Regions from separate parts of the Homo sapiens genome. Here region 1 is linked to region 2. A link is a loop called in an ENCODE intact Hi-C map of the cell type or tissue named here. Cell type or tissue: CD4-positive, alpha-beta T cell. All regions are shown on one strand. Each heading gives the region's core, and the rest is flanking DNA. Links, peaks and the distances in the headings are about the cores only. Region 1 overlaps ARHGEF19 (Rho guanine nucleotide exchange factor 19). Region 2 holds the start of NBPF1 (NBPF member 1).

The links. Hi-C counts contacts between places; a loop is a spot of excess contacts. Peaks named below come from ENCODE experiments on the same cell type or tissue, not always from the same donor. Only the 100,000 strongest peaks of a DNase experiment are listed, where the experiment ranks them.
Region 1: it touches region 2 in a loop (9-fold over the local background); 2 of 110 quality-filtered maps call a loop at or near these places.

Annotation. Positions count from the first base shown.
Region 1 is chr1:16,202,643-16,208,012 of GRCh38, forward strand. ARHGEF19 (Rho guanine nucleotide exchange factor 19) reads right to left here. Exons shown (of 16, transcript NM_153213.5): 3 at 5,302-5,370; 4 at 5,033-5,135; 5 at 4,880-4,956; 6 at 4,306-4,568; 7 at 3,538-3,698; 8 at 3,289-3,441; 9 at 2,896-3,025; 10 at 2,709-2,783; 11 at 2,445-2,534; 12 at 2,117-2,277. Among named protein-coding and RNA genes, the nearest start is that of ARHGEF19, 7.3 kb to the right of the region's middle. RefSeq lists silencers at 3,884-3,953, 4,154-4,603 and an enhancer at 4,650-5,370. In CD4-positive, alpha-beta T cell, for the core only: CTCF peaks have their summits at 2,506 (motif pointing right) and 2,720; DNase peaks (open chromatin) are centred at 2,549, 3,359, 4,049, 4,399 and 2 weaker places; H3K4me3 peaks cover 1,836 bases; H3K27ac peaks cover 1,453 bases.
Region 2 is chr1:16,609,838-16,615,207 of GRCh38, forward strand. It overlaps NBPF1 (NBPF member 1), which reads right to left and starts at 3,727. Exons shown (of 18, transcript NM_001405701.2): 1 at 3,501-3,727. RefSeq lists an enhancer at 3,571-4,528. In CD4-positive, alpha-beta T cell, for the core only: a CTCF peak has its summit at 3,243; DNase peaks (open chromatin) are centred at 3,014, 3,754 and 4,754; H3K4me3 peaks cover 1,767 bases; H3K27me3 peaks cover 245 bases.

The sequences.
Region 1 (5,370 bases), core at 187-5,186, 410 kb before region 2:
AGGTGGGTTCTGACTGGAAGTGGGGAGAAGGGGTTGCCTGCCCTGCCAGCGTTCTCACAGGGTCCTGCTTCTGGATAGGGCACTGCTAGTCCCCACAAGGAACCAAGAGCTCCTTCCCCGCTGGCTTGCTGGTGGAGGCTGGAGGTGATGGAGACCAGTCCCTGAGCCCCAAGCACACTTTTGACCTTTCTCTCTCTCTTTTTTTTGTTTTTTTATTTGTTAGTTTTTTGGCTTTTTGTTTTGTTTTGTTTTAAGACAGAGTCTCGCTCTGTCTCCCAGGCTGGAGTGCAGTGGCATGATCTCGGCTCACCACAACCTCCGCCTTCCAGGTTCAAGCGATTCATGACCTCTCTCTGAACCTCTCTGCCAAGCGTCTGTTCCAAAGAGCCAACTGGACAGCTCCCCTGAGGAGTGTCTAACTCTCTTCCAGTATATAAGCCCCACGAAGGCTGAGCCTCGTCTCTTTGCCACTGTATCTCAGTGTCTGATGATACTGCCTGACCCACAATTTGGGCTCAGTAAGTACTTGTAGGCAGGATGGGTGGAGGGTGTTCCACAGACGTCAACTCATTCAACAAAACTCGGCATCAGAAAAAACTCAGCTTCTCCCACTCCAAGCCAGATCCCCTTTACTGTTCTCCATTCCAGTGAAAGACCCCACCAGTTTGCCCAAGAGGAAACTCAGACGTCATGCTCACCTCTTCCCTTTCCATCCCCCCTACACCCATCTGGTAGCTATGTCCTGTCTTTCCTCCTTATTGTCCCTTGAATCCACTTATCCTGAAGTACCCTGCCACTTCTGGAGCATCTACCCTCTCCTGAGCAACTGCAAGACCCTCTGGCCTCTCCCCTTCCAGTTCATCCTCCAAATTGGCCAGGAGCAAAATATCATCCCTCTGCTTAACTCTCCACGCTCCCTGCTGCCTCAGAAAAAGTCCAACCTCTCTATCATGACCTTCAACATCCCAACTTCCCTCTGCTGCCTTTCTCCTTTACAAATCCAGCCACATTAGGCTTCATGATTCCCAAACACACATTCCGCTCTTCTACCCTACCATGACTCTGCTGTACTCCTGCACTCAAACTACCTGTCTACCTGGAAAACTCCTACTCATCCTTCAAAACCCAGCTCAAATGTCCTGTCCTCTATGAAGCTTTATTGATTCTCACTCCACACCAGGAAATACCGCAGTACACCCTTATATCAAAACCCTGATGATATGGTTGTCAGAATGTATTTTCACTGTCTGAGAGCTTCTGTGAGCAGAAAACAAGTCTCATTCATATTTATGTCCCTAGCACTGGCCTGCTACAGAACAGAGATTCAGTGACTGTTTACTAAATGAACAAACAAATCAGGAATGAATTCTTCTTATAGCATAACATGTCCATCCTTTTTTGTTTTAAGAGATGGGGTCTCACTATGTTGCCCAGGCTAGTCTTGAACTCCTAGACTCAAGTGATCCTCCTACCTTGGCCTCCCAAAGTGCTGGGATTACAGGTGTGAGCCACCGTGCCCAGCCCACATGTCCATCCTTTATCCCATTCACCTTATCCAGGTAGTCTTCTACCTCACTCTTCCTAACAATCCCAGCTAATACTGAACAAGTGTTCACTGTGAGTCAGGCATGGTGCTGCCATCAGACAGAGCTGGCATCCTCCTGGCTCCCCCACCTACTAGCTCCATGATCTGAGAGTAACAGAGAAGCCTATTTCCCAGGGAGGTATTTGGAGGATTAAAGGGAATAATCCACGTAGCATGCCTTGCACAGAGTAGGTACTGAGTAAATGTTGGCTTCTGGCATAGCTGTGACTCAGGGCAGAGTTGGGACTCTAGGGCTATGCTCTTAGTCTCTGCTCTTACTGGCTGAAGCTCACAGCATCTCCAAGTCCTCGGCATACAGTCTAGCCCTTGATTCTCCCTTCTGGAACATGGACTTGTCTCACATCTCTGCCTTTGCTTCAGGAGCCTCCAAATCTCAGGGTGCCCTGGCAGCATACCCTGGCACAGGCAGGGACTCCCAGGCCCAGGGATGGACTGGTCATAAGCCCAGTGGTGGGGAGGAAGAGAGCCTGGCTCCACTTTACCTACCCACCCCTGACTGCCCCGACTCACTCCTTCCGCCGAGAGAGCAGCAAGCAGTCATTGAAGAGGTGGAGGTAGACTGCCTTGCTGGACAGCTTCAGCTTGGCAGGGGGTGCTGCAGGCAGTGGTGCCAGCTCTACCAACTCTCCATGCCGAACCAGCCAGCGGGCCTGAGAGATCAGCGGGAAAATCTAGAGGGATGGAGAAGGATGGGTCAGGCCCAGGGGCACCAGGCAGAGAGCACAAGATGGTAGATGGGAGGGTGTGGGCAGCGATTAACTGGCCTGAAGCCCCCAGGGCAAGGAAGAAACAAGAGCTGCCCCTTGGGGTCCCCATCCCGCTGGCTGCAGACACACACCTTGCCCTCAAAGTGGATCTTCTTGCTCAGGTGGATGAGTTCCTCTGTCCTCTTCATGGACTGTACACTAGCATTGCACTCCTGCACCAGCTGGGGGAGCCGTGGGGAGGTCACCTGCAGCCCCTCAGCTCCGGCTCCCAGAGCCCAGCCTCAGACTCTTGCCTGGGGACCGGAGACTCTGACAGCTGGGGGCTGTTTTAGAGACGTGCTGGGGGTCCAGGGGGGGCCTCAGGAGCCAAGCAGCCCCTGCCCTGCCCAGCTCACCTCCTTGAGCGCATTGAAGGCCTTGGTGGCCATGTCTTCGTCTTCAGAGCCCTGTGCTGTCCGCTTCAGGATGTTCTGGAAGGTGGGATCAGCACAATGAGGCAGTCCTCATACTCCCGAGACCCGGCCCGCCCACAGGTGTATCTCCCTCGCCCAGCCCTCACTGTGGCCTGTCCCCTCGAGGTACCTCCACCAACATCTTGAGGCGGGTGATCCTCTGGAAGGGCAGGATAAGGAAGGAGGTAAGGGGCAGACGCTGGCACACAGGAGACTCCTCCAGGCGAGCCAGGATGCCAGGGAACCTGGGGTTCTCCAGGCTGGAAAATGGGGAGGACTCTGGAATCACAGGTAGGCCTGAATTCCTGGGATCCACAACCCTGGCCATCCACGGGGTCCTCAGGGGGCTTCTCAGCACATCCTTACTGCCCTTTGGGGTTGCATCTCACCTTATCCTGGTCACAGAGACCTTTTCAGGGACCCCTCCCCTCCCAGAGTCACCTTACGTCACCCAGCCCTCAGTGCCTACACCTGCCTGAGACTCCCTCCACGCCCCCGCCCCTTTCAGAGCCCCCAGCCCTACAGCAGGCGCTGGTAGGTGCGCTCCTGGTAGGCCTGGTTGGTGACATAGGGCAGGTAGACTCTGCGGAAGGCCGGGCAGTGGTCCAGCACCACGTCGCACACGCTGAAGCGCAGCACATCTGCCTCCAGCCGCTGCTCCAGGTCCTGCAGGAACCTGAGGAGTCAGAGCCAGGATGGAGACCCCAGATCTGGGAGCTGGCCAACCACTGGCTCCGTCCCCACCCCGGGCCAGGCCAGACCACTTCTTCACCTCTCGCTGGTGCTCTTGACCTCGGGCAGTTTGGAAAACAGCCACTGCTTGTCCTGCGCCCCCAGACACTCGCTCAGCTCGGCAGAGCCTAAGAAGTGGCCCACAGCCACCGACAGGCTGTGGATGTAGGAGGCCTCGGAGGTGATCAGCTCAAACTTGGCCTGAGGGAGGGCACACACGGGGTCGAAAGGGCAGGACCAGTTCACCTCGGAGGCCCTGGCCTCACATCCCCAGACCCCAGGACGCCACACCTCGCGTCCTCGCCCCTTCTCTAGCCCCACTCCTAATCTGGCGCCGGGCGGGCCCGGCGACCCACGTCCCGCCGCGGGAAATTGTGCAAGCCTTTCCTGTCCTCGATCCCGCCCCTCTCCTAAGCCCCGCCCCGACGCGTTCTTCCCAGAGCCCCGCCCACCCCCCAGGTCCCGCCCCTGATCCTGGCCCCGCCTTGTTCCGCGCCCACCAGGCGTTTGCTCTTCCAATGGTTCCGCTCCTCATCCGGCCCTGTCCTATCCTAGGTTTCGTCCCGCTGGCTCCGCCCCCTACCCGCACCCAAGCCCGGCTCCCCTCGCCTCTCGCTCAGCGGCTTGCTGTCCTCGCTTCCAGACGGCCTCGTGTAGTCAGGTCCTAGAGCCAACCTTCCGCGCGGACAGTCGCGCCAGCAACCCCCTTTGTGTGTCCCCCTCCCTCTATGGCCCGGTTCCCGCTAAGTCCCCGGACCGCGTACTCCCCGGCCCGCCCCCGCCCCGCCGGGTCCCCGCGCGCGCCCACCTCCTGCAGCTTGCAGTCCCGCAGGCTCAGCGTGGCCAGGACGCCGCTGCCGCGTACGTCGGGGATATCCTGCCACAGCGAGAAGGTGGAGCCTCGCGCCGAGCGCTGCGCCCGGAAGGAGCTGCTGGGGGAGAGGTTGGCCCGCGGCGGCCCCGGCCCCTCCTCTGCGCCCTCGGCCTCGTCCCCCGGGCCCTCCTCCTCGCGCTGCTGCCGCCGCAGTTCGCGGGCGCTGGCCACGTCGCTGTATTCCTGATAGAGGACGGCTGGGGGAAAGACGGGCGGGGGAGAGCGTGGGGCGCCCGCCAGCCCCTGCCCGGCTTTTCCTCGGTTCCCTCAAGAGCCCGCGTCACTTAACCTTTGCCGCGGTTCGGATATCTGGACACAGTGAATTCATTCATTCATTCATTCATTCCATAAACAAATTGAGCACCTACTGAGTGCTAGATACCGACAGTTCCATTCTCCGTTTCTCACTCGATCCCTACCTCTCAACTCTCCAAACCCTCTTTTCCCCGTTTCCACACCGCAGCCCCTTCCTCCGTTACCTCCTCCCAGGGACCCCCCTCCCACGTACAGTTAAGGAGGAATCGAGACTGGCGCCGCTCGTTGGTGCTCCTGGACCCCAAAGGCGGCTCTTCCTGTGTGTCTAGCCTAGGAAAGAGAGAGCGTCACGGCCCTAGTTCGCCTGCACCCTGTCTCGGACCCAAGCCCAAACGGGAGGTGGTACCTGGGCTCGGACCAATCGCCCTCTCGTGAGTCACCAGGGGCTGGCCGCGACACCCGGTCCCCGCTCATCTCTACACTTCGAGCCTCCATTCCAGATGCTTTCCCTGGAGAGGGCGAGAACTGAGGGTGGGGGGTCCAGAGAGTGGGCCTGGGGCCTGGGCCCCGGCCCAGGCACCCTGACGGCCTCAGGCGGCCGGTGAGTGGGCATCGCCCACCCCCACCCCCACCCGGCATCTGGCTGCCCTCAGGGCCCATGGGAGGAGCTGGTACCTTCCCGGGCTGCTCCGGTGCCTGACCCAGAGATGAGTGCCCGGGCTGCTGAATTCCGCCCCAGGCGCA
Region 2 (5,370 bases), core at 199-5,198:
TTGGGATGCCAAGGTGGGAGGATCATTTCAGCCCAGGAGTTTGAAACCAGTCTGGGCACTACAGGAAAACCCTGTCTACAAAAAGGAGAAAATTAGCCGGGCACAGTGGTGCATGCCTGTAGACCCAGCTACTAAGGAGGCTGAGGTGGGAGGAGTGCTTGAGCCTGAGAGATCAAGGCTGCAGAGAGCCATGATCATACCACTGCACTCCAGCCTGGGCGACAGAGCGAGACACTGTCTCAAGAAAAAAAAAAAAATTATTTGATGTAGTCCTAAAACTATTATGTAGAATACTATTGTTTATATCACAGCACGTGAGCCCCTTAAATGGCTTAACACTTATTTAGGTATGATCCATAAAGCTTTTCTGGTAATTAAGTATACTTAAGAACAATTAAGTATAAAAGAGTTACTGCCTTGACAGGAAGATTGTAAAAATTTTAAAAAGACAAATAAATAAAAGAGTAAAAACTGTAGCTCTGTGAGGCTCAAATAACATCTAATTCAAGTCACAATGAACATCTAGCAATCATTCTGAACACCATATAATTCACTTAATACGTTTTGCCTGAACACCCAACACATCTGAATTACCAACACCCATATGTAGCCAAGAAACTGGCAATCATTTATAAATTATCACCTATGACTCCATCTGCTCTACGCACTTATTTTTTAAATTTTATTCATTTATTTATTATTTTTATTTGTTGTAGAGATGGGATCTCACTATGTTACCCAAGTTGGTCCAGAAACAGAAACAGACCCACACTAATTTCATAAATCAGATGACCATACAGTCATTCGATTTATGAAAAAAAGTGCCACATGGTGCGGAAGGAAAAGGATGGTCTTTTCAATAAATGGTGCTGGATCAAGCAGACACATCCATGTAGTAAAAAGTGAATCATAGCCAGGTGGGGTGGCTCACACCTGTAATTCCAGCACTCTGGGAGGCTGAAGCGGGCAGATTACTTGAGCCCAGGAGTTCGAGACCAACCTGGGAAACATGTTGAATCCCCATCTCTACAAAAAATATGAAAATTAGCCAGGCATGGTGGCACATGCCTATAGTCGCAGCTACTCAGGAGGCTGAGGTGGGAGGATCACTTGAGCCAGGAGATGGAGGTTGAGTGAGCTGAGATCCTGCCACCACACTCTAGCCTGGGCAATAATAGACTGAGGCCCTGTCTGAAAAAAAAAAAAAGCAAAAACTAAAATAAAATCGTTATAAGGTTAACACAGAAAAATGTGTTCATACTCTTAGGTTAGGCATTGATTTCTTAAACAGGACACAAAAAACAGTAACCATAAAGGAAAAGATTAATAAAGTATAATTTCATTAAAATGAAGAATCTCAGGCTGGGTGCAGTGGCTCATGCCTGTAATCCCAACCCTTTGGGAGGCCGAGGCAGGTGTATCACTTGAGCCTAGGAATTCCAGACCAGCCTATGCAACGTGGCAAAACCCATCTCTACTAAAAATACAGAAAACAGCTGAGTGTGGTGGTACTCCCCTGTAGGTCCCAGCTACTTGGGGGCTGAGGCAGGGGGATCACCTGAGCCTTGTGAGGTCAAGGTTGCAGTGAGCTGTGATTGTGCCACTGCACTCCAGCCTGGGCGATGGAGTGAGATCCTGTCTCAAAAAGAAAAAAAAAAAAAGAGAATCTCCCTTCATGAAAAAACACCATAAAAGAGTGAAAACGCAAGCTACAGATTGAAAAAAGGGAAATGCAATACATATAAATCCTAGAAAGGAGGCATATCCAGAATAAAGTATTACAAATCAACAGGAAAACAAGCATATCAATGAAAACTGGATAAAAAGATTTAACAGGCACGTCACAAAAGAGGACATATAAATGGCAATAAAAGATACTCAATCTCAATGAAACCACACTGATATATTACTGCACCCCTACTAGAATGGCAAAATAATTTTTAACTGACAGGTATCAGCGAAGATGTGGGGTAACCAGCATATCCCTGCTAAATGGTACAACTACTTTGGGAAAATGTTCAACAATATGTAATACTAAAGTTTTATCATTCATATACCTCTAAAACCAACAATGCCACCCCTACAAATATACCCCAGACTAGTAATGTTCAATTTCTTGATCTGTGGTGGTTCACTTGGTAAAAATTCATTACTTTTTTTTTTTTTTTTTTGAGACAGGGTCTCACTCTGCCATCCAGGTCGGAGTGCACTGCCATGATCACGGCTCACTGCAATCTCAACCTCCCGGGCTCTGGTGATCCTCCCAACTCAGCCTACCGGGTAGCTGGGACTACAGGCACACGCCACCACACACAGCTAACTTCTGTATTTTTAGTAGAGAAAGGGTTTTGCCACATTGCCCAGGCTGGTCTGGAAATCCTGGGCTCAAGTGATCTACCCACCTTGGCGTCCCAAAGTGCTGGGATTACAGGTGTGATCACTGCGCCCGGGCCACCTGCACATGTAAAATTGTGAACTTCTGTATACTTCAGTAACTTTTCCAAGATTTCTTTGACGCAAAGTTCTCAGAAATCTTAAAGCTAGCATTTCAGAATAGAAAAAGTAGCTTCTGGTTCACTAGTGAAATTTTACCAATAGAATTTAAAAACAAAAAGCTACTAACGCATATCAGCTCAGAACACTACCAGCAGATCTTTTCTTTAACTTCCTGAAGCACTGGGATTCATTCTTTTGGCAAAGAAAGGATGAACAACACTGTAACCCAAAGAAAAGATACCACTGCCAGAAAAGACTTCTTTTCGAAAGCAGCTCTAAGCAAAAGATAGGAGGAAAACAAGGAAGCCAGGCCAAACGTCTTGGTTAACTCTCCGCTGAAAGGACGCCACATGAGATGATCTAAGAAGCCAGCCAGCCAGCCAGACGCAGGGAAATCACAGCAACTCTTTGGAGTGCAAACAGCAACCCCACAATCCAATCTACCCGAAATCCTGCGGTTCATTTGAGGCTTGCCCCGCTAGTCAGGAGGTGATTCAGTGATGGCTACAAATGCTGCTCATGTGCATCCTGGAGCTGGCACACCTGGCTTGCCCATCACCAGCCTGGAGACACCGCCAGGAGCAGAAGCCCGGAGGCCAGTAAAGACCCCAACTTTGCAAGTCAGGGGCGCGAGCGCGCTCGCCTCTCAGGTCCGCAGAGGGAACGGATTTCTGGCCTGGAGGGTGGGGTGCGGGGTCAGTGTCCTCTACAGGATATAGGAGGACGTGCCCCCGAAGCTGCTCCGTCCCTCCACCCCCTGGGATGCCACAGAACACCCGCCAGCGAGTTTCTTCCCCAGCGCCCACGAGAGTTGGGCTGCGGGCGGCAGCGGCAGGCGAAGAATCCAGCGCGGGGAACTCAGGCCCCGGCGGTGCACGACCCCCCACAGCCCCCACCCGCCCCCGCGCTCGCGCAACAAAACTTGCCACGGCCGCGCCTCGACCCAGCTGTGCGCCCGCGGGTCCCGGATTCACCGCCCGCCCAGCCTGGCGCGGCGCCCTCACCTCAGAAACGCTGGGTGGACTTCGCGTAACTTCCCATTCACAGGGCAGCCGGCAGCCGCGCCGCCGCGCCTCGGCCCAGCTCCTGGCGCCGCAGATCGCCCGTCCCGCGTTCCCAAAAGCACCGCGCTCGCTCAGAAGCTCGGGCAGCCTCGCGACCCTCACCTACGCCTCCCAGTACCGCCGCTGTCTCAACCGCCACCCAGCCCCTCGCCTGCGCCTGCGCCTGCAGCCCACTGGCTCCTCAGGATCCCGATGGGCGTGTCAGGATAACCCAAGGCGCAGGCGCGGCGGGGCCTTAAAGGGACCCGGCGGCCTCTTCTGCACAACGGGTTCGAGCAGGTTAGGGGCCGCGCAGGCGGAGGAAAGGAGTAACCCAGGGGAAGGACCGAGTGCAGCGGGGACGGGGAAATCCCTCTCTCCCCTCCGCCTGTCTTTCAAAGCACCAGCCCTCGACCCTCCAAATCGCTGGTTTCCCCGGCCACTTGAACAGCCCCTGCCAGGTTGAAGAGGCAGGAGACACACCCCCTCTGGGGCTGGAGCGACCCCGCGCTTAGGACTGCAGGCCTCGCGCTGCCGCACCGCCCCGAATCTGACTTCCAGGCACGGGCACGCGGTGCAGTCGGGCAGGCTTCAGAAGAGCCCCCAGCTCTCCCAGAGGTGGCCTTAGGTCACTCTCAAAAAGAATAACCAATGTGTCAATGGCACTTGTAGTTATTTTCTAATTTAAATTTATTAACAGATTTTGCAGATGGGCTTCCACTGAAATAAGCCTTTGAGAAAAAGAAAAACTTTTTTTTTCAACAGGATTAGAATACCAAGAAATAGGAAGTAAAGCCATGCCGTCCACCCAGCTAAAAACTTTGAAAACTTGATATTTTATCTAAGGCAAATGTTTGCATAACTTTAGGTCATGCCATTATTTAAAGTCAATTTCAGTTAACAATTTCATTGCAACTGAATCTATCTTGTATAAGAAAACTAAGATACATCCCTGATAATCTACCTCTCCCCTCCTATACTCCATCCGTCAGCAAATCCTACTGGTTTTTACCTTCCAAATTTTCCTTGAATCTGTCCTCTTCTATCTCCTCCGTCACCACCCTAGTCTAGGCTGCCTTCACCTGGGGAGTGAGGGTCGAGGGACTACTGACCTAGTCTTCTTGTGGTTTACCCATATCCCCTTTATCGCCTCTCTAATCTCAACACAACAGGCAGAGTGGCTTTTCCAAAATATAATGTGACCGTGTCACTTCCCAGCCTAAAGCACTTAAACACCTTCCCATTCTCTTAGACAAAACCTCCTAACTAACCAAGCCCCGAATGGCCAGGCGCCTTGCCCACTTCTTCATCTCTTCTCACTACTCAGACCAATTCTGTTCTGCTCTCTCTGCTCCAGCCAAACTGGCCTCTTTTATTCCCTATTTACCAGCTTCCTGGCCTCCACAGAGCTTTTGCTCATGCTTTGCTCTGTGCCTGGAAAGTTCTTCTAACCCCTATTCTTCTGAGAACAGCTGTAGTCTCCACCTCTGAAAAGCACCTTCTGACCTCCCTATGGTGGTCCCTTACTCCTATCACATTGCATGAAACTGTAATCGGGTGGTTATTTTGGTGAATTTTTTACTATCGGCTACGTAAGCCCAGGGTTTGGTTTTGTTTGCTTCATGATTTGTATTTCCACATTTGTTAAATACATATTTGTTCATAAATGAGAATGATGGATGCTAGAAGTTGAAGTAAATTTGGCATAAAGTCAGAGAAAGAGAAAATGTCACAATCTGACAGTTGGAGTCAGAATGTAGAAACTTCAGTTATATTAAAACTGATTTTATATCGTTTTAGGCTGAGTTGTCTTAGGATGCTTTGGGTAACC